Linked DNA regions of Homo sapiens: region 2 is linked to region 1. Evidence: read pairs that join two places in POLR2A ChIA-PET (ENCODE). Cell type or tissue: PC-3. All regions are shown on one strand. Each heading gives the region's core, and the rest is flanking DNA. Links, peaks and the distances in the headings are about the cores only.

Evidence for each region. ChIA-PET counts read pairs that join two places held together with the same protein. Peaks named below come from ENCODE experiments on the same cell type or tissue, not always from the same donor. Only the 100,000 strongest peaks of a DNase experiment are listed, where the experiment ranks them.
Region 2: POLR2A ChIA-PET joins it to region 1 with 7 read pairs; 2 of 35 experiments call an interaction of 5 or more read pairs at or near these places.

The regions. Positions count from the first base shown.
Region 1 is chr10:22,300,244-22,315,960 of GRCh38, reverse strand. No RefSeq gene overlaps it. Among named protein-coding and RNA genes, the nearest start is that of COMMD3, 8.3 kb to the left of the region's middle. In PC-3, for the core only: no CTCF peak of the experiment used is centred there; a DNase peak (open chromatin) is centred at 7,400; H3K4me3 peaks cover 1,352 bases; H3K27ac peaks cover 7,685 bases.
Region 2 is chr10:21,152,476-21,168,192 of GRCh38, reverse strand. It overlaps a transcript of NEBL not described here. Among named protein-coding and RNA genes, the nearest start is that of NEBL-AS1, 14 kb to the left of the region's middle. RefSeq lists enhancers at 5,419-6,322, 6,323-7,227, 8,481-9,031. In PC-3, for the core only: a CTCF peak has its summit at 8,239; no DNase peak of the experiment used is centred there.

The DNA.
Region 1 (15,717 bases), core at 3,356-11,355:
TTGCTTTTGTGGTTTTTTGTTTGTTTTGTTTGTTTTTTAGCTCACCAGCTTAACCTCGCAGCACTGCCCTTTTATGAGACTGTAAGACATCTAATTATGTGATTCTTGCTTATTTTTACTTTTTTTTTTTTGTCATTTCTGGAATACGGCAGTAGTGTCCTTCCTGCATGGGGGGTGTGTACACATGCACGCATACATAGAGTTCCTGTATGCACTGCACTCCAGCAATCGGATTAATAAATTATTCATGAACAGATTTGACAGGATTATTAACAATTTTATATGCCGCTGCAAATAAAGCCAACTGCCATACACATTTTGTGCTACTCACCACATCTATGGGTCCCGTTTTAGTTGCTCTATAGAATCTGCATAAATACGTTTTTATTAAACAGCTACCTTAGTAAAGTACAGTTAGGAATGGCAAGATCTTTATTAGAAGTGAGTTACTGTTTAGGATGCTCATACCTTTAAAGATTCAAATACTGTATAAAGTTTAACTTCCTCTCTATTTCTACGAAGTTGGTTTAGAGAACAAGAATGATTCTTTAAAAAACCCGTGAAGCAAAGTAGATTAGGTATTTTTAATCAAAAGCACTTGAAAAGTTAAAAAATGCAAGTTCTTGAAGGGTGGAGGGAAGGGATGCGGAACAACAAAGATGTTTTAGTCTTCAGGAGCGATTATTTGCAACATTAGACCCAAAGTGAAACATTATTTTCTTTTTCTAACTTAGATGTCTGTTTTAAAAATTTTTGATGGATACAGTTGACATTTACCTTGGCACCAATACATAAAGTGTACCTCATTTCACAACAGGATGCAAATGGAGTAAGCATCAGTAACAGATTGAGTAACTACTCAGCCCTCCTTTGAAAGCTTTAAAAGGCACGTGCAGTGGCTCCTCACTCGGTGAGAATATAGTAGCAGTGAAGGATTTAAAAGTCTCCCTAGAGTCTTTATGAAACAAGCACCTATTAATCATGTTCATCTTTTCTTCCCATCACTCATCTTCCTAATTTGTTTCTCATTAGTAGTAAAATGTCAGTTGAAAAACTTCATGATACCTGATTACATAGAGAATAGTCAGGACAGAGTTGTGTAAATGTTCAACAATATTAACAACACCCAAGCTTATTATGTTTATTACACATGTATTTTATGACCTAGTGTAACGTTGATTATTAATACTCTAATAGAATTTGAGTTGATAACTCTAATACTCAATTTAGTGTCAAAAAAGAGAGTATTAATCATGGACATAGATTTTAAAATATTATTTTAAAAGAAAAATAAACACAAGTGGTTGTCAATTTGTGGGCATGAAAGTTAGGAAATTCAGAAGGATTGTTTCCATAATAGCTGTCATATTACTTTGTTGCCCATGTATAAGTACTTTCTCTTAGAATGTTTCCTCCTCTTAGGCCTAAGTATATTCATGTGTTAGGCCTAAGTGATGGGCACATTTTAAGCTCACAAAAATTTTCACCATAATGTGTTCTAATGCTAGAAAAACGGAATTTTCCTACTACAGGTATATTTATTTAAACTTCCTTTGAAGGAGGCACAGGATCGAGTGTTTCAAACGTGTGTCTTTGACAAGTCATTGAAATACATGGAAGTATGATCATCAAAAGGCATGACTACCCAGATGTAGACTCTCTTGGTTACAGCCATAAAGATCAATGCATTTTATGTTAGAAAAACTACATATGAACATATTCTGAAAGTATGAAAATACTGTTTAAAATTTTGCTTTACTCAAAACAGCATTGGAACTTTGACTAAACTTTAAAAAATTCTGCATGCTCAAAGCCAGTAAACTAAATTTGGCTTCCCAAAAGCCTTTTAAAAGAACAATTATGTGCAGCTGAAAACAACAAAATACAGATGCAACCATCTTCACATTAACAATATATCTTGCCTCCTAAACTGCAAATATTAGGTAGACAATGCTGATAAATTTATTTTTCTTTTTGAGAATCTAGAAATCATTTGAAGAACTAGAAGTTACCTTTTTAAACAATGTTTTAGAGTTTCAAGTACATTTGATATCCTTTGAACTGGTTAATATTTTTAGAAACAAATTTAATATTGGTCCCTTTATTGTGATTACAATTAAATAGGCTAGGGCTTTTACCGGATCTATGTGGTCAGCTTTTCCCACAGGCCTCATTGCTGCATTTGTTAGTGTTATGAATTACAATATTTTCTTTTTCAGATTGTATAAGTACTTTTGCTTTTGTGCAAATAACGCTGAAGGAAGATATTCCTTTAGATTGAAGAGCTCATGGAACTCCATGGGGAGAAAAAATAATAAGTTTAAGTGCCATCGAGACAAAGACTAGTTTTAACTGGCTTATATATTTATTATATATTCTAGTGGGGATCTGTTTTATCCCTGCCTGCTCATATGCTACAGAGAAGAAAGTTTAGAACACTTTAGAAACTACCTCTAAATAAGAAACCATTCTCTCTGTGTTCCCTAACACCGATGCTTTGATGGTTACTTTAAACTCTGAGATATTTGTTAATGAAAATAGTCTTTACTGTTTTAAAGCTATTTTAACCACAAATGGACAGTTGGAAGGAGTATTTAACTGAGTTATATATGACACTTGAGAGTATAAGTCAAAAACTGTTTCAGTGAAGTTTATAAAACCTGTCTATATTCTTTTATTAAATAACTTGGCAAGGCATAGTTTGTGACTTGGAATTTGAATGGTCAAGTTTTTGCACATTCATGATCACAGAGTTCAGTGGTCTCAAATTGCATCTTATATCACACTGTGAGACACCAAACTGAGTATTCAGAGGGGACAGTAAAGCTTTTATTTTCAATTTAAACATGTAATCCAATCCCTAATTATTTCTAAACAGTCATTGCTGCAATAATTGATATGGACAAATATAACCTTTTCTCACATTGTATAGTTTAATTTGCATATGTGGATTTAAAAATGTGTGAGGGAAATGAAATACAAATTACATTAAATAAACTGTAACCACAGGGTTTAAAATTAATGATACAGTGTTCTCTAAAACAGATAACTTACGCTTATGATTTGGCACAAGTGTTTTGTATTTTTCCCCTAAAACTTTTTTGAATAAATTTATATTAAATGGTAAATAGTACAATTTCTATTTAATATTGTCATCATTTAGTACCATTTTATGTTATTTATTTATTTATCTATTTATTTTAGTAGAGATGGGGGTTTTTCCATGTTGGCCAGGCTGCTCCCGAACTCCTGACCTCAGATGATCCGCCCACCTTGGCCTCCCAAAGTGCTGGGATTACAGGCGTGAGCCACTGCACCCGGCCGGTACCATTTTAAATATTTCATTTTCGTAAGTTTTATCTGGGAAATATAAAACATAAAACTTCAAAATATAAGAAAAATTAAATATTTTAAATCTAAGTTTTAAAAAGTCAAATTATCATGCTACTGAGAAATTGAGTTTATTATATAAGATCTCACAACATTTCCTGAAATTAGAAAACCGTAATTTTTTCTTTTTTTTTTTTTTTTTTTTTTTTGAGACAGAGTCTCACTCTGTCGCTTGGGTGCAGCAGCATGATCTCAGCTCACGCAACCTTCATCTCTTGGGTTCAAGCAATTCTCATGCCTCAGCCTCTCAAGTAGCTGGGATTACAGGTGTATGCAACCACACCCAGCTAATTTTTGTATTTTCAGTAGAGACAGGATTTTGCCATGTTGACCAGGCTGGTCTCAAACTCCTGACCTCAAGTAATCTGCACACCTTGGCCTAGAAAACCATAATTTTGTTAAACTTTGCAAATAAGAAACTCTGTAGTCAAAATCTTGGCAAGAAAATACTATTTAATTTCTAAAGTGAAATTTGGGAGCTGTCATCAGTGTTGTCATGCCATGATTTTGTTAGCTACTTGAGTGAGTATAAGATAATGGCAAAATTAAAGGAGCAGACCTAAGAATGAAATTATAACTTTAAATATCAAATCTTTGTATCTAACCAGTCCACAGTTTTAAAAGGATTTCGTGGATATTAGAAAAGTCATGTCTACTCTTTAGGACTTCAGCGTAGCATGTTGAAACGTATTTTAGGAAGTTTGATCCCTTATTTTTAAGCAAAGCAGTTAATGTCACATGGGGAATATCTGAGTTGTAAAGACCAAAATTGTGAAGTCTTCATCTAAGAAGAAATGAGAAATCGATTTGTAAAAAAGAAATGAAAATAAACAAATGTAATTTGGCAAAAGATGAAGGCAAATTTTAAGTTAAAGGAAGGAAGTTAGGAAGAAATGAAAGAAAGCAGTCATACTCCATGTAACATTTAATGAGAAAAGAACAGGTTGCATTATGTGTCTTAGAATTTCTCTGCACAGACAAATAAAAAATAATTTTCCTTTAAATTCCGTAAGTGATTTAAATGATTCACTTATCTTTTGTATGGATTATAAAAAGCAAGTTCAATTCTTAAATCACATAATTTCTATCTTCACCAGTTAATTTATATGAAAATTAGGAACTGGCCAATCACCTAATAAATTCCATCAAATAGACCATTTAGATAATAAGCACAGTTACCTCCTCAACAGCAGGTTGATTTTTTTTTCTGTACTAAAATTATAAACGTCACCACTTCAGTTTCCTATATCATTGATCTGGTATCAGCCAGGATGGCCCATGGCTTAGCTGTAGGAGGGTAAAGTGAAGAAGAGACATGAAACAAGTTTACATTGATGACTGTATCTAATTCTTCCATGTGTACACAGACAGTCCTTTAAATTGTTTTATATCTTTAAAAAGAGGGAGGGAAGGAGGGAAGAAGAGAGAGAAAGGGGGGAAAGAGGAAGAGGAAGGAAGAGAGAAAGGACCTGAGAAGTGTCACAGAAAGCTTATTTAGTGTTTATTTTCTGTGACACAATCCAAGATTCTTTTAGCTACAATGAATTCAACTAAGCTTCATTAGTAAGGCTTGGAAAAGACTGAAAGATCATCTGTTTTGTCCAGAATCTAATCAGTTTCAAGATGTCCTACATTTAGACTACAACAGCAGAGAATGTCTAACAGAGTCTCTTCGTTTTTTAGGTCTGGATTTGGAATCTCTGTGTTTTTTCATACCTTAGAAATTGGAGTTTGGGTTGGTTTCACGAATTCCAGCAAAAAATGGAACAAATGGGCCTATGCTGTGGGATATTATTGTTGAAAGCCAGTAACTTTTTCAAGTTTGTATTTTGAGAACATGCTTTTTACATGTTAAAATGTGTACAAATAAGTATATTTTGTTTAAGGAACTATAATTTTACAAACAAAAATGAAAACAAAAATAAAGGTTTTTGTAGATTAAAACCAAAGTAACAGTATAATTGCTTATAAACTGAAAAATGTAACTATATTCACTTGTCAAATGAAGCATTTTAGAATGGAAGTTAGTATATAAGAAGGGATGATTTGCATTAAATACATTATAAACAGTTAAGGAGACTTTACAGCTAAAGTACTTTTAACTCATTTAAAGTAAGCATTTAAACCAAAATTAATATTTCAAAAGAGCTTACATGGCAATGAAAGCCTAGATAAGTGTTTTAATATTTTTAATTGTGTACAATATTTAAAATGATACTGGTTAAGAATTTAACATTTTGGGCCGGGCGCGGTGGCTCACGCTTGTAATCCCAGCACTTTGGGAGGCCGAGGTGGGTGGATCATGAGGTCAGGAGATCGAGGCCATCCTGGCCAACATGGTGAAACGCTGTCTCTACCAAAAATACAAAAATTAGCCAGGCGTGGTGGCATGCATCTGTAATCCAGCTACTAGGGAGGCTGAGGCAGGAGAATTGCTTGAACCTGGGAGTCGGAGGTTGAGTGAGCCAAGATCGTGCCATTGCACTCCAGCCTGGCAACAGAGTGAGACTCTGTCTCAAAAAAAAAGAATTTAACTTTTCTATTATGGTTGTTATATTCAACAGAATACTGATTTTATCCCCCTTTTCAAATTAAATATAGACTTGAAGCCATTTTATGGATAAGTCAGTCTAAAAACTACATTTTTAAAAATCCTAGTAGAATAATTGTGTTCAGCTTTTTCACATTTGTTACATAGCTAGAACTATTCAGAAAATACTTTGAATTGTTTATACGTAGCTGATTTTTACACCGTGGTGAATGTTTAGAAAGTAGTTTTACAGAGTTTTGAGAAAACAAGCACCTAAAAAAATAGATTAAACTTTTCCACTGTGTTTCTTCCCATATACTCAGTTTTTCCCTGAACTTTTGTTTCATTGTTTTATTAAGGTTAAAACATAAATGTTTTTCTAACTCTCTCAAATGTTATTTTCAAAATTAATTTTCTTTGTGTAAGCATTTTAATCTATATTTTATGAAAGGGGATGGGGAGGCAAGTTTTATAAAATCTTTTTAATGTAACAAAACACCAAGAAAATAATGACTAGCAACAGGTGAAAGGGAGAATTGTATTTATATAGTCAGTTTAGTCCATGTAATTAGAAACTTGGACCTGAATTACTGGCGTAATTACTCAACTTTCTTTTCTTTTTTTCTTTTTTCTTTTTTTTTAATGCTAACAGAAATAGGCCGGATCATTTAGAGCAGCAGTATTCTAAATCAAAATTAATCAGATAATTGGCAACTTTTATTTGACTTTTAGTGCTCTATAAATTACAGACCAAAAACAGGAGAAATTTGCTAAAGAATAACAATGTAGATGGAAATATGTGGGTAAACAAGGCCCTAAGAAAACTGAATTTTCAAATGGTTTTCTTAGAATTTGAAAATGAAAGAAAATTTTAAATTAGGCCTAGCTGTGATATATAGGTGAGTAGTTGATAGATCTATAAGAAAACTTTTATTTTTGCTTAAACAATAATTAAAATGTTTATGAATTGAAATAAAAAATAGTTTTATAAGACCAAAAGTATCAATAAAGACATACATATTTTGTTTTATAAGTTTCAATAGCAATATACATTCTTCTTTATAAAGAACTTTCAACAGTGTATACTGGAAATGTTGGAAAAAAATTGATTTTGCACTTGTCAATTATAATAGAAGGAAAATAATATTCTTACATATGTTTTTATATACTTTTGAAAGTTGCCTTAAATTATTTTTGTAGCAAGATGAACATAAATAAAAATATAAAATACAGATGTTTAGAAGTCAGTTTAACCAATAATTAAAGTGCTTCTAGAAACCTAAAAGAGTGTTTTCAAACGAATACTTTTAAATTAATTTTAATTTCATTTTGGTTTTATTCTATTTCTAAAAGTTGCTATGATCAATATTTGTCTGTTTGTAGAAACTATGACATCTATGATGACAAATGTTCAAACTGAGTCATAATGATAGTCTGTTAGGTTAAAATCAAGAGTCACTACAGGAGAGTAGTCATTTTGCAAACATCCTGCCGTGTTAACAGGGGTTGGGGGAAAGCATATGTCATAAAGTAACAGACTTAAATCTTTAGCTAAGTAAGCTTTAAGTATCTGTCCATTGCTATAAATAGTATAAAGACAATCTAACTGTGTTTGCTTAAGCTTTTTATCTTAGCTTTCTTTTATGGTATTAAAGTTTAAGAAAAGTATAAAGATAAAAACTTGGCTAGATTTAAACATATTCAATATGATTCCTAAGATGGTTTTTTAAAAAAAAAAAAACTTTACATAGAAATGTCATCAGGTTCTTAGGCATAGTTATATGTTAGCCAAAAATTTTAAATCATTCCAGCTAAATATAATAATAGGAGAGTAGCCAGTACTTCTCTGAGTATTATAAGAATATTGCGCCATTCTTTGAATAAAAATAGTCATTCTTTTTTCTTTAAGATATCTCAATAATTATATGAATGATAATTTTGGAAAATATAAGGGTTTAAGTGGCAAATTTAAGTATCAGTGTTTATCTTTTGTTTCAAGTGGAATATCAGTTTTTCTAAAAACATACTCATTTGTAACAAGATTTATTGAAAAGAAATATCAAAAAACTCTTTTTTGGGGAGCATTTATCCAGTAATGTATTCAATTTTATTTAATAGGGAGATTTTAATAACTTTGCTTAACAAGCTGTTTTTTATCTTAATAACTGTAAGGATTGCTATAAAGTTATATAAATAAGTTATAATACCTTCTTAAAGTATACTGAAGTTGATAGGATTTTTAATATGGGTTATAAAAAAAGCACCATAGGTTGTAACTTCTTTACTTTTTTACTTTACTGTTCTCATAGAGAGTCCTTTATTAGACAAGTACCTGGTACTTAATAGATAGTCAAGAATATTTGTTCAATGAATGAAGGCAGTATAGTGCATGGAGTACAGAAAACGGGGCTCATGCCAGTATCCCACTTGCTTCCAGTTCTATGACCTTGGACTAAAGACTTATTTTCTCTAAGTCTAATTTTCCTAAAGTGTACAGTGGAAATAATAATAGCATCTCTTTCACATGGCTCTTGAAAAGTATTAAGACCTAAGGCACATGCACCATTATTGGTATTTATTTGGTAATTTTAACCAAATTGTGTAATTCTATAATTGTGAGGTTTTACTGGTGCAGGTGCGCATGCGATGTAACCATTTGAGGACCCCAAGCACATAAGCCCCTATTTAGAAAATGAAAACGAAAACCTTCTGGGTGCTGCCTGGCACTTCTTCACTATCAGGAACTGTAAAGTGAACCTTACAGAGCTCTTTTAATAACAGCAGTCATATGATGCCCTCAAAGGCCTTGATGACAATAATTCTCTTATCTTCTCACCTCCTGATCCCTCAAGAATCTTAGAGCCCACCAATGTTCATTATGGTCAGCCTGCTTGTAAACATCTCTCTCTTTAGAAGGCATAGTGGACCATTCCATTCCCTGTCTTTTCACTGGTTCTTCCTCCAGTTTTTCTTGAATCATTTCCTTTGGTAAGCAGCTCTTTAGAAAATCTCAGGGAGCAAAATCGAGATGTCTTCGTATTTTTCTCTGGCACATCCTTCGTCTGGGTTCAGGGAGTTGCTGTCTCACACTCTAGTCTGAGTGATCCATAACTTGTGGTACTTTTGACTCTGCTTGAAACATCTATCTACAAAGAGCCCAAAGTCCATAAGGCATTGAGAAGACTGGCCAAATTGAAAAAAAACAGTAAGAACCCTCATTTACCATGGAATGGAGGACACATGATTTGGAATGTAGAGGTTTAAATTCTACAACTCCAAAATATCGAACAGTTCAATGAGTTCTGGGAAAGGTATGCAGTTGTGTAACCGCGCTACACTCAAGATGTAGAGTGTCACCATAATCCCAGCGAACTTCCCTCTTCCCATTTGCAGTCATTATACTTGCCCTACCCCTGACCCCAGGAGACTACTGATCTACTTCATCTCACTGTAGTTTTGCCTTTTCCAGAACATCATACAAATGGAATCATGCAGTATGTAGTCTTTTGTGTCTGTTTTTTGTTTTGTTTTGTTTTGTTTTCTGAGACGAAGTTTCGCTCTTGTTGCCCAGGCTAGAGTGCAGTGGTGTGATCTTGGCTCACTGCAACCTCCGCCTCCTGGGTTCAAGTGATTCTCCTGCCTCAGCCTCCCAAGTAGCTGGGATTACAGGCATGTGCCACCACACCTGGCTAATTTTGTATATTTAGTAGAGACGGGATTTCTCCATGTGGGTCAGGCTGGTCTCGAACTCCCGACCTCAGGTGATCTGCCCGCCTCGGCTTCCCAAAGTACTGGGATTACAGGCAAGAGCCACCACACTCAGCTGGTTTTTTACCTAGCATAACATTTTTGAGATTCTCCCTGTTGATATATCAGCAATTCATTTCTTCTTATTGCTGAATAGTATTCCATTGTAGGGACATACCAGTTTGTTTTTCCATTCACCAGTTGATGGACATATGGATTGTTTCCAGCTTTTTGGCAATTATGAATAAAGCCTCTATGAAGATTTCTGTGCTAGTTTTGTGTAGACATAATGTTTTTATTTCTCTTACATAAATTCCAAAGTGTGGGATTGCTGGGTTATATGATGTGTGTATGTTTAACTTTACAAGAAGCTGCCAAACTATTTTCCACAGTAGCTACATCGTATACATTCCCACCAGTATTGTATGGGACTTTCAGTTGCTTCACATCCTCTTTCTTATATGGTATTATCAGTTATTTTTATTTTAGACACTTTGATAGATATATAGTATGTTATTGTGGTTTTAATTTGCATTCCCGTAATGACTAATATGTTGAGCATCTTTTTATGTGCCTGTTTCTCATCCAAATATCTTCACTAATTGTCTATTCAAATATTTTGTCAAGTTTTTAATTGGGTTGTTTTCTTATTACTGAGTTCTGAGAGTCCTTTATGTATTCTAGAGACTTGTCCTTTATCAGCTATGTGTTTGCAAATATTTTTGTAGATATTTCATGAATTGTCTTTTCATTTGAATGTCACTCAAAGAGCAGAAATTTTAAGTCCGACTATTTTTTTTTAATGAATCGTGCTTTTGGTATTGTATTTAAAAATATCATTCCCTAACCAATGTCACAAAGATTTTCTCCTATGTTTTCTTCTAGAAGTTTTATGTTTCACACTTTAGATTTATTTTAAGTCAATTTTTATGTATGGTGTGAAATATGAGTTGTTATTCTGTGTGTTTGCATATGGATGTTCAATTATTTTGCCCTATTTTTTGAAAAGACTATCTCATCTCTACTGAATTACCTTTGTACTTTTTTCAAATTTCAACTGACCATATGTTGTGGGTCTATTTCTGGATCTTCTATTCTGTTTCATTTATCTATTCATCAGTCCTTTTGCCAATACCACGCAGTGTTGATTATGGTAGATTTATAGTAAGTCTTAAAATTAGATAATGTGAATCTTCTTTGTACTTCTTTTTCAAAGTTGTTTTGGCAATTCCATTTTGTTTGCTTTTCCACATAAATTTTAGAATCATCTTGTTGATTTTTTTTTTTTTGAGATGGTCTCACTCTCACCCAGACTGGCTCACACAACCTCTGCCTCCCAGGCTCAAGCAATTCTCCTGCCTCAGCCTCCCAAGTATCTTGGATTACAGGTGTGCACCACTACTGCCTGGATAATTTTTATATTTTTAGTATAGATGTGGTTTCACCATGTTGGTCAGGCTGGTCTTGAACTCCTGACCTCAAATGATCCACCTCCCTTGGCCTCCCAAAGTGCCGGGGTTATAGCCGTGAGCCACTATGCCTGGCCCCATCTTGTTGGTTTCTACCAAAAAAAGCCTAGTGGGATTTTTATTGGAATCACATTTAATCTATAAATCATTTTGGAGGTGAAATGACAACACTATTGAGTCTTCCGATATGTAAACATGGTATATTTCCACTTTTATTTACATCTTCTTTGATTTCTCTCTTCAATGTTTTATAGTTGAGCATGCAGATTTCATATTTTGTTAGATGCATACCTAAATATTTTATGCTTTTTGGTGCTATTTGAAATGATACTTTAAATTTTTTCATTTTAAAATTTCTTCATTACAAGTATATACAAATACAATTGATTTTGTCTGTTGACCTTATATCCTATGACCTCACTAAAACTCACTTATTAGTTCCACTAGCTTTTTTATAGCTTCTTTGGGAATTTCTGTATAGACAATCATGTCTTCTGTGAATAGAGATAGTTTTATTTAATATTTTTTCCTTTTCAATCTGCATATCTTTGATTTATTTTTCATGCCTTATTGCACGGGCTATGGCTTCCAGTACGATGTTGAATAGGAAGGTGAAAGTGACATCCTTGCCTTGTTTCTCATCTTTAGGGAAAGCATTTGGTCTTTGAGCATTAAGTATGATATTAGTTATAGGTTTTTCATAAATGCCTTTTCTTAGGTTGAACAACATGGGAATATTCCTTATATTTCTGGTTTGCTGGTAGTGGTTTTCAAAATTATGAGTAAATGTTGAATTTTGTCAAAGCCCTATTCTTTATCTATTGAGATGATCATACATCTGTTGAAATGGTGAATTACTTTGATTGCTTTTTAAATTTTGAAACTAACTTACATTCCCAGGATAAAGCTCACTTGGTCTTGGTGTTTTATTCTTTTCATATATAGCTGGATGTGATATATATGTGTGAATATATATACATACACATATATGTAAAAACAAGGTTTCACCATGTTGCCCAGGCTGATCTTGGAACTCCTGGGCTCAAGCAATACACCTGCCTCAGCCTCCTAAAGTGCTGGGATTACAGGCATGAGCCACCGTGCCCGGCCTTGATTTGCTAATATTTTGTTGCAGTTTTGTGTGTGTGCGTTCATGAGGCAAATTGGTCTGTCACTTTCTTTTCTTCTCATGCCTTTGTCTGCTTTTGGTATCAGGGTAATGCTGACCTCTTTCCTCTTTTATTTCTGGAAGAGTTTGTGTACAATTGGTATTATTTTTTCTATAAATATTTAGTAGAATTCACCAGGGAGGTCATCTGAGCCTGCAGTTTTCTTTGTTACAAGGTCTTAGACTATGAATTTATTTTTGAAGTGAATATAGTACAATTCAGGTCATCTATTTTTTTTCTTGAGAGAACTGCCACTTGTCTTTTCATTTCTTTGATGGTGTCATTCAAAGAGCGAAAGATTTTACACTAGTCGTAGTACTTAATACAATAGACAATAGCAAACAATTGTAAGTTCTTAAGCAGCATAGTACAGTGAAACAGTAGTGTTCAGGAAGATGAGTAGGATTTAGACAGGATCAAAGAAGGAGACTGGAGTTAAGGAGACTATCAAGCAGATAGGGGTCAGGGCAGAGGTGAAGGTAGCAAAAAGGAGGAAAGTGAACCCTTGGAAGTCACTTTAAAGAAAGAATTGACAGGACTCAGTAACTGTCTGGAAGTAGGGGCACTCAAGAATGAACCTAAGATTCTTTGTGGAGAGATGGAAAGAATGGCAAAACTGCAGACATAGGTGGTTGGATGGAAAAGGTAGCCATTGTACAGGGCCGGGTCATGCTTCCTCTTGGGATATGTTGAGTGTTAAGTGAGTTGCTATGGGAATTGCTGGTGAAAATAGCATTAGAAGGGATGACAATAAGAGAGATTCCTGAATTAGCAAGGCCAGGGTGCCCCAGAAGGAAAAGAGAATCAGATAGGATTTCCATATGAGATATAGCGTGCCTAATTAAATTAGAATTTCCAATGAAAAATGAATGATTTTAAATAAGAATGTTCTAAATATTGTACTTGACATACTTATAATAAAAATTAATTCATTGTTTATCTTAAATTCCAATTTCATTAAGCATCCTATATTTTTATTGCTAATCCTGGCAACTCTAGGATCTGAGAACTGTGATTTCCTTGTGAATTGATCTCAAGAACCACAAAGAAAGAGAAAACATCATAAGAAGAGATCACAAAAGTTGCAGAGGAATTTAAAAATACCAATCAGCGTAGGTTGAGGACCAGGCTGTTGATGACAGAAGAGCACTAATACTATATAAATCATAGGCCTATTTTCAAGTTTGGGTCCATAAATACAAATGTTAGCCGCATTTGAGTTTCTCTCTGAATAATATTAAGAATCACTTATGACCCAAGGAACTGACAGACTAAACTTATTATTAAAACATATTTCAAGAAAATTAGATACTATTATTTTAGTTCAGTTTTTTAGAGACAGGGTCTAGCTCTGTCACCCAGACTGGAGCGCAGTGGCACCATCATGGCTCACTGCAGCTTCAAACTCCTGGGCTCAGGTGATCCTCCCACCTCATCCTTCCAAATAGCTGGGACTACAGGCACATGCCACTATATATGGCTCCTTTTCAAAATTTTTTATAGAGATGGGGTCATGCTATATTGGCCGGGCTGATCTCAAACTCCTGGCCTCAAGTGAGCCTCCTGTCTTGGCCTCCCAGAATACTAGGATTACAGATGTAAGCCACTACACCTGGCCTAATTTATTTTAAAAATAGCAAATTATTAATGATAATCTTATCAAGAGGGTAATTAGAAAAATTATAAAACTGGCATTAAAGGCTTTGAATTAATTTGAGATAAATAAATTGAGATAAATAATACACTACATACTAGGGAGCTATGCCTTAAGATATGCATCCTCTCAGCAACTCTGAGAATAAGTACTAATATGCCTTTTTCACAAATGAGAAAACTGAGGCTAAGAGGATTTTGTTTTCTTACTTCAAGTAACAGAATATGGTGGCTTCATATTGTGGCAGCTAAGCTAAGCTGAAACTATGTTTCCTGGAATTCCCTGAACTTGTATGGCTCCTGTTTAGAGTTGGCCACAAGAGCTTTCTGTGCATGATTTGGAATGCAGAAGCGAAGCAGCAGCCATTGCACGCAGAGCAATGTTGCTGGTCTCCTGGCTCGCTTTGTTGGCATGAGGCAGCGGCTGCAGTCACAGGTCCCTTCGCTCCCGCCCATCTTCGTCAGGTGCTCTCAATCCTGGGCCAGGTTAGGTGCAATGAGAGACAGTACAAAGCCACCATCCTGTGTTACTGCAAGCAGATGTTCTGGCTTTCCACCACTTTGTGTCCAGTTTTCCTTGCCAACAGCCCATCCTGCTTGTCATTTTCAGTGGCTTCAGGCCCTCCAGCAGAGGCAACATTGAGCCCCATATGGGCTCCAATCCATGCTCCCAGATTAGTGCTTTATCTGCTCCTCCAACTATCCCCTCCTTTGCTGACCTTTATTATCCTATCTCCCACAGTTGCACAAATGTAATCCCTATGATGAATCCTTTATTCCATATTACTCCTAAGAGTTCTGCTTCCTGGATTGAACTATTGACTGATAACCAGAGCAAGCAAATTGCTGAGCAGCTTCCCAAGCCCAGGTCTGTCTGGCTCCGAGGCTTATATCAGTCTTCCTCTTATACTGAAGAAAAACAATTAAGATTGATGCTTTTATGGCCCAGCGAGGTGGCTCACACCTGTAATCCCAGCACTTTTGAGAGGCTGATGCCAAAGGATCCCTTGACCCCAGGAGTTCAAGACTGGGCAACACAAGGAGACCCTGTCTCTACAAAAAATGAAAAGTTAACTGGTTGTGTTGGCACGTGCCTGTGGTCCCAGGTACTTGGGAGGCTAAGGTTGGAGGATGGCTTGAGTCCAGGAGGTTGAGACTGCAGTGAGCATGCCACTGTACTCTAGCCAGCCTGGGTGATAGAGTGAGACCATGTCTCAAAAATATATATATATATATATATATATATATATATATATAAAATATACATATTTATATGCGTATATAAATATATACGTATTTATATGCATATATAAATATATACGTATTTATATGTGTGTATAAAATATGTACATATTTATATGTGTGTATATAAATATGTACATATTTATGTGTGTGTATATAAATATGTACATATTTATGTGTGTGTATATAAATATGTACATATTTATGTGTGTGTATATAAATATGTACATATTTATGTGTGTGTATATAAATATGTACATATTTATGTGTGTGTATATAAATATGTACATATTTATATGTGTGTATATAAATATGTACATATTTATATGTGTGTGTATATAAATATGTACATATTTATATGTGTGTGTATATAAATATGTACATATTTATATGTGTGTGTATATAAATATGTACATATTTATATGTGTGTGTATATAAATATGTACATATTTATATGTGTGTATATAAATATGTACATATTTATATGTGTGTATATAAATATATTTATATAAATATA
Region 2 (15,717 bases), core at 4,901-12,900, 1.1 Mb after region 1:
TCTTCAGTTTAAATATGTTGCTTGTTTATATTCTCATGTGTTTAGAGAAGAAACAAGTATTCTGTTTGATTTCATGCAAAGGAGAACATGTATAAAATATAATTTACATGATATTTAAATTTTGATCTTTTGATAGAACGATCAAAGTATAGTACACACTAGATGTAAGATTGGGCGTAATACCCATTTTGCTCCTAACGCAGCAGTGCACACTATTAAAATATTTAAAAACAAACTGGTGTACTTGAGTGCGTGCCATGTTTTCATAAGCTTTTATGTTTCATAAGCAGGCAATGGATTCTTTAGCACATTTGGGATTTTTTTCACCATGGAACTTGCAAAGAAATGAGGACTAGGCAAAATTGTTATCACTAAGAGGTGCCGAGAAAATAACACTTGATGATTAGACAAAAAACATAGCTAATATTTCTATGTGAATTTATATGCCAAGCTAAACTATAAACATTTTGCTACCCAGCAAGCCACACAATGAGTATAAACCCTAAGACCATTTGTCAAATAAATTATTTAATTTGTTGTGTGTATAAGTCAAAATTGCATTTACTATGTCTTTTTAAAATATACGTCGGTTCTTAAAATTTCTTGAGAGGTATTACCACTTAGAAGTAGCATTGCCAAGACTGACCAGCTAATGTGTTCTCACCAAATGTCAAGTTATATTAGGTCTGGGGTGCCACCAAGGAACGACGCAATAGTTTAACATGACCTTGCCAATAATTTCCCCAGAACATTATTTCGGCTGAACATTATTCACAGACATATTTTTGGGCTGAACATTTCCTCTGACCTGCCTACATTTACTATACCTTGTATCTTAGTCAAATGTATCTTTAATTATGGGGCTAAAAGAACAGAAGTATCCAGTGAAGTATCTTTAGTGATCCAAGTAAGATTCCCTCTCATCAAAGAGTTTCACTTAACATGGTTTCCGAAGACTTTAAAAAATAAAACAGCAGGCGCTGAGTGTTGTGTTTACTTTCGGTCTGCCTGTGTTCACATTCCCTCTCGTGAATATTTATTGACTTTCTACCGCCTGCAAGAGGCTGGGCTGGGTGCATCTCGTGACGAGTCACCCAGAACGGTCAGCACAGTTCTGCCGGCCCCTGTTGAGTGTGATTATCGAGGCCAGTGCTCCGCTGCCTCTCACGTACCATTTCGCTGCTGGTCACTCCTCATTAGTGCCTTTCCTAAGGGTAATCAGAGGACACAGAAGGAAATTAAATTGAAACCTGAGAGTATTCCCACCATCTATTTTCCTTATCTGTAGTTGGGCCTCCTGAATTTGGTTCTAGAACACTCCAAGGACTTGAGTTATCTCAAGGAGATTGATGAAATTCCTGCTATGAAGTTAGCTTTGATTACAAAACAATGTGTCACAAAGTACAACATGTTCTAATTGGAGTTTTGGAGCTAGATGGAGCTGGAGTTGAATCCTAGCTCCATCCTGGCCTACTGAGCAAGTCTCTCGATTGCCAAGCATCAGTTTCTCCATCTGTCAAATGGGCACAGTAATACTAAACCCACAGGGCTGTATGAGAAGTAACAAAACAACACTAGGATAGGCCGTAGCCTGGTGTCTGGCACATGGCAGACCTCCAGGAAACAGTAGTGTCCGTCTTTCCTCATTGGTACTTTTTTGAGGGGTGAAGAAAGAGTGGGGAAGAGAGAAGAGGAAGTACATCAATAAATGATAAGAACTCACTCACACCTATTAAAAGGTTTATACCGAAGTTTTTCGCACTATGGGCTGCTACCCATTAGAGAGTTGTAACCAGAATTGAAAGAAGGAAGAAAAGAGAATGAGAAGAGAAAACATCAGAATTCATTTAAGTACTAAAAAGAGAATTCTTTCGGCAAACTTTTTTTTCAGTGATACGGGTACATATGTGTACTGGATCATGATGTAGAAAATTTTTTTTTCTTTTCTTTTTTTTTTTTTTTTTTTTTTTTTTGAGACACAGTCTCGCTCTGTCGCCCAGGCTGGAGTGCAGTGGCTTGATCTCGGCTCACTGCAAGCTCCGCCTCCCGGATTGACGCCATTCTCCTGCCTCAGCCTCCGGAGTAGCTGGGACTTCAGGCGCCCGCCACCAGGCCCGGCTAATTTTTTGTATTTTTAGTAGAGACGGGGTTTCACCATGTTAGCCAGGATGTTCTCGATCTCCTGACCTCGTGATCCTCCCACATCGGCCTCCCAATAGAAAATATTTTTTATTGGAAGTGGTGATTGAAAGATATGAGAAACACTAGTTTAGTTCCATATTGTTAATGCTCCATACATCAGAGAGCACTGAAAGTTACCTGTAACGTACAATGACATGCAATAAGTTTGTGAATCATAACAGCCACTTTTCTGTTTGTGCCCATCACACCCGACCCCACACCTTTCCCTGGGGTTCAGTCCAACACAGTCACCACATAGGTCTCAGCTCAGCAGTAAGAGCCCACACCACCCTGTGCAGGAACCATGAGCTTATCTGTCTGTATCCTCCAAGGGATCTGTCCCATGTATCTGCATATGCCCCCAAGCCTGGCACGTAGACGAGATTGGGCACGTCCAGGGTGGTATGGCCGTAGATGAGCCTGGCATTTAGAAGGTACTTGATAATATTAGTCACCTCAGGGACTGCGAGGACTGTGTGTAGCCTCTGCTCTTAGCCCCTAGTTTAGGATAAGGCCCAGGCTAGTTTCTTTTGGGAAGGCAGACAGAGCTTGCATGATCCAGAAGAACTGGATTAGGATGAGGCTTTGAGGAGCCTGATCTGTGGGGACTGGTGACTAGGGTTCATTAAGCCTGAATTCCAAGGGATAATAAAGTATCCTGCTGTTGGGATAGTCTCACGTTTTCTGATCTGTAATGAACGTAGTGGGAATTTACTTTCACTACTTAGAGGTCTGGTTTCAAAATGTGACATCTTTCTAAAAACATTTCTTATGAATGCTCATTTATTTCCTTCTGGGTTAAATTGTAATCTGTACAATGGGAAAATAATTCCCACCTACCAGGGACTTTATAGAGATTAAATGGGGAAATGTTTGTAAGCTTGAGCCCATCAAATAACACTTCAGGACCCAAATGTCAGTCCACTCTTTTACTTATAATAGTGAATGGAAAATTGTTGTCTCCTATTTCTCCCTTAAAGACAAGAGAAAAGGTCACATTGTTAAAAGTGACTGTTTCTATGGAAGGATATTGTGGCATGTTAGAGTTCTAGTTAGCATCCACTGCAATGTGCCCTGCCTGACTTTTTAGTTACATACCTCATGGAAAAAATTAAACCTTTGCCCCTTGACACAGTATCTGACGTGACAGGATGACAGTTTTCTTTTTTCTTTTTGGGTTATAATTGGATGATTGAAAACAAAGGAAGGAGATACTTTGAGCCAATAAAAAGGTTCCAGTGTATATACAAAATGATCTGGTTCTCAGTCACCGTATTGGACCGTTGGCAACATCTAATGCATTTTGGTATCTTTTAAGTCATTGTAGGGAATCATATTTACAAACCACACTCTGGGTTCTCTGTCCCATTTGCAATGTTTCTGAAAGGTGCCTTTGATGTGTAAGTTCTGCCTGTTTATGATGATGTATTTATTATGGAATGATGTCAGATTAGAAAAGATTTTGAGATGAAGCTCAGCAGATCTCTCCTCAATCATGGTGAAATGCAAGGTTAATGCAAGATATAGATATGTGTGCTTAAAGGTATATTGATTATGTGTCAAGGGCCTGTGCGAGAGGACATTTCAGTGGGTCCTCTTTAAATGTTTTCAGACGAGTGCTTTACAGAGTGGTTCCTAGGACATCAGGGAGTAAGAGAGATACAGACATAGCCATGCATGACACCCTTGTCCTCGAGGGCTTAGAACTCCTTTAAGTCTCTAGAGGAAGGAGAAATCAATTACGTTTCTGTTCTGTTTCAGTTCTTATAGTTAGTGTTACTAGGAAGACCTTGGCTTTTAGCCTTAGGAGACCTTGGCTTTACCGTGGAATCTAGAATAATATTTATGAGCTGAGTACCCAGAATGTTTTAGGAACTAAGTAAAATGATTATTATTGATTTCTTCCATGCTCAGGTTGGCTATTTGAATTCAGCAAAGTCCTGCTAATGGGTCTAACAGTTCTTCAGGCCTCTCTGGTCGAACCTAGATAGGGCACAGACCTAACCATGAAAACAGGAAGTTGTGAGAAGGACCAGGTTTAAGTGGCAATGATTGTTTCTTCCATCACTGGAAATCCCGTATTAATTTTATTTATAGTTAGCTGTGCATTTTTCTTAGCAGAGTCTTGGAGGATGTTGCTTCGCGTTTGACTTCTGTTTACTTTTTCACACTCTCTGTTGACTCATTCTTATTGAATTCTAGGAGGAGCCAGAAGAGAACTAGTTCGATGTGTGCATTCTTGAATAGCATCTGATCAATAACCAGACTGGTGGTCTGTTGTACTTCTGCATCAGCTCAGCGGTCTAAAAAGCCATTTGGATAAAAATCTTTGATTAGCACTCTGAGACTCATTATCCATCAAAGGCAGGTGCAACCAAACACAGAGAACTTGGAGAAATAGGATGACTGAACTCAGCCAAGGGTCTATAGATCTGGGATGTGGAGCGGGAGTTAGAAGGTTGCCTGCCAATGTTGGATTTGGTTTTTAAATATGACTCTGTATCCATTAATTGATCCAGAGTGTGAATTCCAGCAAATTCAGGCAATGCGTGGGAGTGGCAAGAACACTGCAGCAAACGCATACCTCAGTGCAGAAAGACGTGCCCTATAAGTAGATGTATTTTTGATGGCCTGTTTGGATAACCTGCACTGTCTTCTCCTGCCTACTCTCCCCACTATCTGCCCAGTCTCCTGAGCTTCATGCATTTCCTGCCACCACAGTTATTTTCTGAAAACTTGGTTCTGAGTATACTACTCTCTTGCTCAAACACCTGTGATGGCTCCCTATTGCTTATAGGAAAAAAAACTGGGTTTCTAGCAGACTTTCAGAGCCTTTCACAATCTACCTTCTTCTATCCACTTCCATTTAACCTCCTTCTCTCCAGCCACACTGGGCTGCTAGCTTTGAATCCTTCACCAAATTTCTTAACCTAAGCCTCAGTATCCTCATCTGTAAAATGGGTATAATAGACTCTATCTCTTAGGATTAAGGATTCATTGGAATATCCAATCTAATAATGAGCTTAGCAGAGTTTCAGGCACATGGTAAGGAATTAATAAAATTTAGATATATTTGTAATTTTCCTCATTATTAACTAGACACAGTGATTTGACCCTTTACTCATGCTGTTCTTATGCCCTCTGGCATTGGAGTGACTTTGATCCTTAAGGCACATCTGTAAGGCTATGCCTACCTTTGTGAAGATATTCTGAATCTCTCAATCAATTACTGAACTCTTTCTTTGTCCATCCATTGTACTTTTTATGCCTCAATTATATCACCTATCAAAGAGCCTGCTTTGTATGATGGTCGTGTTTGTCTTCCCATTTGAGTTGGTTTCCTGCTGAAATTGGACCATAGATATTCTCAGCCTGGAGTGGGAGGTGAGTTGGGATAGGCGAGGTCAAGTCAGCCTGCAAGAGCTTTGCTCCTTGAAGGGACTACTTTACTTTTTAAAGAGCAAGTGTGTAAGGAATTGAGAATGGGTGTTACAATACCGCAATGCAATTCTGATGCCAACCATGTGGAGTTAGCATCAACTCTGCAAATGAAGGGCACAGATCCCAACAAATTTGCTCTCACTTCAAGCCCAGGAGTCCCTAGGTCACCTACAGTTTGGACCAACTGGCTGCAAATTTGAGAGTTCCCACGACCCCCTCAGATTTGATAATTAGCTGGAACAATTCACAGGGCTCAGGACAGTGCTCTACTTAAGATGATTGTTTTAGCATAACAGATACAAATCAAGACCAGCCAGATGAAGAGACACTTAGGGCAAAGTTTGAGAGGATCCTGGATATGGGGCTTCCCTGTCCTTGCTCTGTGGGATCAATATGTGTTTTCTTCCTGGCACATTGGTGCAATCATCAACCAGGGATCTCCACCAATCTTTGGTATCCAGAGTTTTTATTGGGGTTTCATTATGTAGGCATGATTGATTGACTCATTGGTGATGTGATTGTTCAATCTCCAGCCCCCTCTCTTCCCTGGAAAAGGTCAGCTGATCTCATCCGGCTCAAAGCCCCAAACCTCTAATCACAGAGTTGGTTTTTCTGGTGCACTGAGCCACCTTGATCACATCCCCTTAGATATGGTCCAAGGAGCTCATGAATAACAAAGACATTCCAATTACTTGGGAAATTTCAAGTATTTAGAGTATGCCTCCCAGGAACCAGGGACAAAGGCCATTCAAATTCTTTATTATACAACAGGCATGCTTCACACTGTCGCCATCAAAGCTACCTTTGATGGGTTGCCTCTTTACATCCTGAGCCTTCCTATTCCATCAGGACATGAATGAGGGCCTAAAATCCACCATCCCCAGTCAGTCAATAGAAGTTGGGGAAGATTAGAAATAGTTTGCTGCCTGTGAACAGGAACAGGGGGTGGGGGGTCACTAATTATGGGCGGATTCTTAATATAACTCTCTAGATTTTGTTTTTATTGATACACGAGTCTGTCCTATTGGCAAATTACATTCTTGAGGTCAGGAATGGTCTAATTGCCTTTGTCTACAAGCACACGTGCTGTGTGCTCAGAAATTGTCCCTCTGTTGGAACAGATTGCCCATCTAGCTTTGTTGGGGGCATGGTGAGTTCTTTTGGCTGTCTGAATGATACAGCTTAGCCTTATTCTAGGCATCCCCAGCCAAGAAAGCTGACTCAATGAGAAGGAATAGAGGACGAGTATGGTGGCTCAAGACTGTAATCCCAGCACTGTGGGAGGCTGAAGCAGGAGAATCACTTGAGGTCAGGAGTTCAAGACCAGCCTGGGCAACATAGCAAGACCCTGTCTCTAATAAAAAATAACAAAAAATAAAAATAAAAATAAAAAAGAAGCAATAGACATATCTTTCTATAAGGATCTGTGTGGCGATCCTAGATGTTGCTGGCCATGCTTGGACTGATAATGCACATGAACAGTAGCAAACACTTCCTCTGTGTAGGTGAAATATTGAAATTTGCAGCTGGATTACGGGTCACTGACATGCAATGGAACAAATGATGACAAGAATAATGTCTACAAAGGTAGTTTATAAAAATCACTTTGTTATGACTCTGTTTTTCAAAGTCCTAGGAGTGAACCATGTGTTTGAGACATCAGACCATATACACATTTACTTGCATATCATGTTTTTTTTTTTTTTCCCCCTGGAAATAAGTTTGATGGCTTCATTTCCTGAAACTAAATTTAATCAGGGATTAATGGTCAATTCCTGATGAATAAAAGGTCTTAACAGGCTCTTGTGGAAGAATCTTCTTTTCTCAAGTGATTTTTCTTCAATGTTCTGCCTTTTCTCCCACATTTCCAGAACTTTAAAAATAACTCTGTAGGATCAGTGCTTCTCCCCCAACCCACCCTCCCCAACCCCACTATCTCTCCGTTTCTCTTTCTCTCTATTTGAAGTCTTTTCTGTTGCCAGTGACGTAGTTCTCTGATTCTCTTAACATTAAGGGGAATTCTATTTAAAAATTTCTAGATGCTTAAGGCACGTGATAATTAAGGGTTATTCCTATCAGGAATAGAAACACCATATTAGAACAGTTCTTCCTCAGAGGCTACTAAAGAAAGAAAATTCTGTTTAGAGGGTTTGCCTCTGTGGTCTTTTTTTAAAACAGCAGTTATGTAATGTCAGGTTTAATTGGCTGGGAGTCAGGAAGCTGGCTTATTTGTGCGCCTCTTGTGTCATATATACCTGCAGGGCTGAGTGGCCCGTAAAAAGCACTCAAGATTTGCACACGGGGGCTGCTGCCCAGGAAGTGTCCTGCAGAATGGCAGTTTGGCAGACGTTGAAAGAAAAGCATATTAGTTTTTTTTTTTTCTTTATACAGTGATGAGTATATAACAGGGACTGAATAAACATGTGTTGATTGACTGTAAAAGAACCTTTACTCTGAATGGGAGACAGCAGTCGCTGATCTGATAGCAAGCTTCCCAAGTCTGGCTTCTTTCTCTGGGTCTATACTGGTGGGTCAGGAACAATTGTTACCGAGGATTTAAAAATTAATTCCCTAGCAGGAGAAAACAGGTGGTAACATAAAAGAAGTCCCTGAATGGAGGAAGGATCAAGTAATTCTCAGAAGAGACCAGCAGGGGAATATTTATGACCTCACCTGTCTGTACCAATGCATAGCCACATTATGAGATACGTAAGATCCAGGAGTTTTGCCAACGTGGGATGGGGACAGGCTGATGATTAAATTGTGACAGTGGAGAGGCTTGGTATGCTAAAAGAGAAACATGTCTAGGAGGTGAATCCATGAATAGAAAGAATCTTGAAGGTGAAAAGATGATGGAGAACATTTGAGTGAGAAGGAAAAGAAGGGAAACAGGTGGCCCCGCTGCATGGCAGACCATGTGCCTCTTGTCCAGATTGGAAATGTCATGGAGGCTTTTTCAATGAGTTATCTGCTGAAGGTTTAAGAGAGAATACCAGTTGGTTTCTTGCTTTGCTTTTGTGGACAACGTCACTGCTTTCAAGCTGCTTTGCGCTTAATTTGGAAAAGAATTGGTCGATGGGGTAGCAGTTGTGAGGACTTTAGAACACGTAGTCTCTGTTATGTTGAAGTTCAGGAGAGCAAAAGAAGGAGTCACACCACACCTAGCCTTTTAAGAAAACCTTCAAACGGTGTAGGGGAAGAAGGAAAGGCTGTGCTTGTTCAAGAAATCTTAGGTTCTCAGAAACTCTAAGATAAACGATGTGTGCCATACCCCTGTGACTGGTCTAGTCATTAGCTCACAGTTAGCTTTTAATAAAGATTTGCTGAACAAACAGAAGAAGGAATAAGAAAAAAAGGTGGCTCAAGTGAGATAGAAGACTTTGAAAAATAAAATCCTGATTGAAAAAGTGTTAATTATTTCAGAGAGAGAAAGGGGGAATACATCTTTAAAAAAAGGGTGGAGGAAAAGCATCATAGGACATACCTTGGGAGCTTTCTAAGCTCAGATTAGCCTAACACACAGTTTAAAAGATGGATCACTGAGTGTTCAAAGATGGCAGACACAGTAAGAATGGGATCAGAAAAGCTCAAAACCATGGCTTGTGACAATTCTAAAGACAAAGTGGGTTTCAAAAGCACTTATATTCTAAGAAAAAAGTGGAACCCTGGCTTGGGGAGGATAATTGTGATAATAAACGATGACAGAAAAAAATCCTATTTAGCTTTCATGCAATTCCTATTTAGCTTTTATCCTTTCAACTGAGAAGAACAGATTTACAACTAGAAAAGATCCAAAACGTCATTAAGAAATTAAAGTAAAAATTAGGAGAGCCAGTAGTCAGACATCAAGTCGTTTTGCGTTGGATTAAGGAAATTGGAATCTGTCCATCCAGAGGGTGGCATCTTAGGGACCTGAGAAAACCCTGTAGATGTGGTCCTGGAACTGAAACACTGGAATCATGTCCCTTAGCAGTGAGAGCGGATGTGGTGGGGGAGTGAAGGGACCATTCCCTTCTGGGGCTGACGTTGAGTTACTTTGCCTCACCATCCCTCGGTTTCCTCACCTACAAAATGGTGATGTTGTCTCAGTTATCCCATCTGCAAAATGGGCATTCTGTGTCTCAGTTGCTGATAATAATAGTATTTGCTACCTCTTCTGGTTACTGCAAGGATAAATAAGATAATCTATGTAAATAGTTGACATAGAGTAGACACTGTATAAATGTTGGCTATTATTACTATTGCCTATTCTCTTTGAGAAATTGTCAGCAAAAGAAAGCTTTGGGGATGAGAAAACATCCCAAGTTTTAGAAAGGGGAAGAGACAGATTGTAGAAATTACAGCCTAATTAATGTGACATTAATTCCTGGCAAAATCCTCACATGGATGAGTGCAGAATGGTTTGTAAAGACTTTAAAATAAAAAGTCCTCATAGGTTCTGTCATAGTTTGCTAGGCTTGCTGTGACAAAGTACCATAAACGGGGTGTCTTAAATAACAGACATTTGTTGTCTCACAGTTCTAGAGACTAAAAGTCCGAAATCTAAGTGTCTGTAGGGTTGGTTTCTTCTGGGGCCTGTGAGGGAAGACTCTGTTTCAGGCCCCTGTCCTTGGCTTATGTTGAATAGATGGCTAGCCGTCTTCTCCCTGTGTCTTCACATCAACTTCCCTTCATGTGTGTCTGTGTCCTAATCTCGTTTTCTAAGGACACCAGCCATCTTGTATTAGGGCCCACACCTATGACCTCATTCTCACTTGATTACCTCAGCAAAGACCCTATCTCCAAATAGGTCACATTCCGAGGTCTGTGGGGTTAGGACTCTAACACACTTTTTGGACTCCAATACATATACAATTCAACTCCAACAGGTTCACTAAGAAAAGTCAAGCAGAGCAAAATTAACTGTGTTTTTGATGCTAGAGAAGAAAGGAAATATATACACAGTGAACTGAAGAATTTTATAAAACAAATTCAATGCTGTCAATTTTTTTTTATTTTTTGAGATGGAATCTTGCTCTGTCACCCAGGCTAGAGTACAGTAGCACCATCTCGGCTCACTGCAGCCTCTGCTTCCCAGGCTCAAGTGATCCTCCCACCTCAGCCTCCTGAGTAGCTGGGACTTTCAGGCACGTGCCACCATACCCAGCTAATTTTTTGTATTTTTGGTAGAGACGGGTTTCACCATGTTGCCCAGGCTGGTCTTGAACTCCTGATCTCACGTGATCCACCCACCTCGGCCTCCCAAAGTGCTGGGATTACAGACATGAGCCTCTGCACCTGGCTTAAATGCTGTTAATTTTTTGTATATCAATGACACCTCAATAAAGCTTATAAAAGATCAGTGTTAAAAAAAAAAGTGAAGGAATAATGGAGACTTTTTCTGAATTACGAGTTGACCACAGTGTCTGTTTCTTCCTTTGACATGCATATCTTTGTGATTTCACTAATATTTTCAAGGAGTAATAACCTTCTCTTCTTTCACCCAGGACCTTTACTTTGTGACATTATGTGCTTTGTAAGCTTGTAAAACAATTAGAAAATTGTTCTCTGATAGATTGTTCTTGCTTGTAGGAGAATGGTATTGAAATATTCATAAGGAAATGAATTTCAGTTTCAAATGGCAAGAAGAAATATGGTTTAAATTTTTATAGAAAATGACATAGTTCTTGTTTTATTTTAAAAAGAAGGGGGAAAAACTCATGATTGTGACCTTGGCTGTAGTTCAATGTAGAGATTCTAGTGTGAAGATTTATAATCTTAATATTCCTACGATTTAGGATTTATATTTCAATTTCAGAATTTAATTATTAATTTTCTCATGAAAGTTTCTCAGATAGCTTCACTTTCTTAAAACTTCTTTTATTATTTTATTAAGCAATGAAGGATTGTATCTGTATTTCAAGAGTGAGTGAAATAGACTTTTGTAATTGCCATTTTTTATATATAAGTAATGGGCTCCTAAAAAAAAAAAGCACGAAGGCAGCATAGTTATGTCCTGTGATAAGAAATGGGTTGGTCTTGCTTTGTTTCCAGTAGACATGCTCCCTGGTTAGCCTATTCTCCCAGGTGAACTTTATTACCTGATAGAAATCTTATCCATCAATTGAATTAATGTGTGTTTTGAAAACACCATTCTTCTTCCATGTTTGCTCCTGACTTTGAAAACGAATCCCAAACACACTGCTCTCTTTTCCTCCTCATAATCAGATCCTAGCTTTCAATGCCTCCTAAATACTGTTGAGTTAATTTTTTGATAACTCTTTGTCCATTTGTACAAAAGCACATTTGTACTTTTTTGCCCCGTGCTTACAACCACACCAAAAAGATGCCAAATGGAAAACTCTCCTGGTCTTTAAAGAAAGGGCAAAGCTACTTCTCGCAAATTACATGAATAGAATTCCTCCTGTCCCCCAATAAATGAATGCCAGCAGTTTTTTCTTTCCTTGGAGTTTCTACTGATTCTTTCTATTTTACCACTTGAGTGGCCAGAAATTCAGCACTTGTGGTGTGATGGATGTTTTTAACTTTTCTATGAACCGTTGTTTTGAAATATGGGGTCTGGGCCCTGCTGGAGACTGTAGGGCTGTTCCCAATATTGCTTTTGAGCGGTGGCAATAATCAGTAGGTGGGGGCCAACTCCACCTCTTGGGGCCTCTGTTCTTGTCATGCAGTGGGCGTTAATCTCTGCAGAGGAATTGATTGTGAGGAGGAAAAGAGAAAATGGATAATTATAAAGAACTGGGCACAGCTCAATAAGTGGAAACACGAATGACCATGTGATAGTGCTTTTCCAACGCACCTCCCTTGCCCAGTCAGTTTTCTCTCTGGAACCAGGTAATGTTTTCCCTATTTCACTCTTCTGGTCTTTTCAGGTGTGTCAATTGTTTGAGCTGTAGCAATGCAGTGATTACCAGTGATTACTTGGGTTTTGAATGTGAGTTTGAAAGTTGAAATGTTACCTTATTATAGGCACAGTACTCAAGATTTCCGAAGTACTTATGTATAAAGTGAAATGAATCAGACACAGAAAGAGAAACACTGTATGTTATCACTTATCTGTGGGATCTAAAAATCCAAACAGCTGGACTCATGGAGCTAGAGAGTAAAAGGATGGTTACCAGAAGCTGGGAAGGTTAGTGGGAGGGTGGTGAGGAGGTGGGGATGTTAATGGGTACCAAAAAAATAGTTAGAATGAATAAGACCTGGTATTTGATAGCACAACAAGGTGATTATAGTCAATAATAATTTAATTGTACATTTAAAAATAACTAATAGAATATAATTGGATTGTTTGTAACTCAAAGGATAGATGCTTGAGGGGATGGATACCCCATTTTCCATGATGTGATTACTAAAAAATTTTTTTGTGTGTGTGAGGGAGTCTTGCTCTGTCGCCGAGGCTGGAGTGCAGTGGCGAGATCTCAGCTCACTGCAACCTCTGCCTCCTGGGTTCAAGCAATTCTCCTCCCTCAGCCTCTGGAGTAGCTGGGATTACAGGTGTGCACCATCACCCCTGGCTAATTTTTGTATTTGTAGTAGATATGGGGTTTCACCATGTTGGCCAGGCTGGTCTCGAACTCCTGACCTCGTGATCCACCCGCCTCGGCCTCCCAAAGTGCTGGGATTACAGGCGTGAGCCACTACGCCCAGCCTATGATGTGATTATTATGCATTGTATGCCTGTATCAAAACATCTCATGTGCCCCACAAGTATATACACCTACTATACACCCACAAAGGTTAAAATAAAAAATTCAAAAAGTACCCCTGTATATATTTCAAATTGGAATGCATTTTCAAATTATTTTAGATTTTGTGTAAGATTTGGATTTGGAGTAAGAGTTAATAAAGGCAATAAAGAGATTCCAGGCTGTGAAGATTTATTTTACAATGTTGATAATTGAGGAAAGTGCACATCCAGCATCTCTTTAGCATTTTGGATAATGTGTAGAGTTTGTGCTGCTGGTTTTGAGTGCTGTGCTACCTTTCTCATATTCTGTTTCATATTGTGAATTTCTAAACACAGGTGTTATTGAGACCCACGAGCACAAAGTCATGAAAATTTAATGTTATAGCTTGTTTACATTGTGGCTCACTTTTTTTTTTTTTTTTGAAGCAGAGTCTCACTCTGTCACTCAGGATGGAGTGCAGTGGCGCGATTTCAGCTCATTGCAACCTCCACCTCCCAGGTTCAAGTGATTCTCCTGCCTCAGCCTCCCGAGTAGCTGGGACTACAGGCACATGCCACCATGCTTGGCTAATTTTTGTATTTTTAGTAGAGAGAGGGTTTCACCATGTTGATCAGGTTGGTCTCGAACTCCTGACCTCAGGTGATCTTCCTGCTTCGGCCTTCCAAAGTGCTGGGGTTACAGATGTGAGCCACTGTGCCCAGCCAGTGGCTCACTTTTAAATATGACTTTAGTGTTTGCTTTAAAGACAATTTATTCTCTGTATGGTATTAATAATATGAGAAGTTCCTTTCTGAACTGGAGAATCATTCTCTTTATGATTAAGCTGATTTTTAGGAAACAGTTTCCCAAAAACACTGAATCAGGTGGAATAGATTTCTGAAAAATATGTATATCATGTCTGTGTTCATTATGAACTTTTCTATTTTGCCCATTCTATTTTGTTCATGTGGTCTTATTTCATTTTGCATCATTTAACAAATATAACGAGGTCCTACATCTTAACTTTTAAGATGTAAAGACTTACGTTTATTTCCGTATATACTTTTATTTTAAGAACTTAATTTATGGCCGGGCACGGTGGCTCACGCCTGTAACCCCAGCACTTTGGGAGGCTGAGGAGGGAGGATCACGAGGTCAGGAGTTCGAGACCAGCCTGACCAACATGGTGAAACCCCGTCTGTACTGAAAATACAAAAATTAGCTGGTTGTGGTGGTGTGCATCTGTAATCCCAGCTACTCAGGAGATTCACTTGAACCCTCGGGGTGGAGGTTGCAGTGAGCTGAGATTGCATCATTGTACTTCAGCCTGGGAGATACAGTGAGACTCCGTCTCAAAATTAATACATATATAATATATATATTTGTTTTAATATATATAAAAAATTAGCCAGGTGTAGTGGTGGGCACCTGTAATCCCAGCTATTCAGGAGGCTGAGGAGGCTGAGGCTGGAGAATCACTTGAACCCGGGAGGCGGAGGTTGCAGTGAGCTGAGATCTCACCATTGCACTCCAGCCTGGATGACAGAGCAAAACTCCATCTTAAAAAAAAATTAATTTATAATACAAGGGCCTTTGCAGCCCTGCTGTATAGTGTGGGCATTAAGAGCCAGACTTATTTCTTTTTGACCTCTAGATCCACATGGGGAATCACTTCATCTCTCCAACCTCAATTTCATTATCTGTGAAATGGGAGATAATATTGAATAATAGCATCTACTGCCAAGAGTTGTTGAGAGGTTTACATGAGATAATGCATATAAACTGCCTGACCCATAAATATTACCTATTTTCACGGTCATTGCACATTTGTGAGCTAGAAGGCTCGTGATGTGGGGTGGACAATTTTGGCCTAGGAGACTGGAGTTTCTCAGCCAGATAAAATCCACCAAGTCTGAAAAGGGAGGTTGAGACCAAGGAGACCAAGACTTTGGTTCTAAGTACATAAGGTGGTGCTGGTTTTCTATGGGGTTATTCTATTATTCATGTTGCTACAAACAAGGAAATTGATGTACAGTTGTTTTTTTCAAGGTCACTCTTTATTTTAGAAGAATAAAGAAGGAAAATAATGCAGTCATTGGATTTCTGGACTACAGCTTGACTCATTAGTCTTTCTTTTCTCTCCAAACAGAAAGTTAAATTACTGTTCTGAGGTTCTTAAATTCAGAGTGGAGTTTGTGCTTGAACCAAGTATAATATTACTTGATGTACAATTGGGCAGAATAGTTAGAAGTTTGGATGAAATTTTGTCCTCTTCCTGTTTCTTTTTGGCTTTTGTTGCTCTGGATTTTTTTTTTTTCTTTTTTCTTGGACAGGGTCTTGCTCTGTTTCCTAGGCTGGAGTGCAGTAGCATAATCATAGCTCACTGTAACCTTGAACTCCTGGGCTCAGGTGATCCTCCCACTTC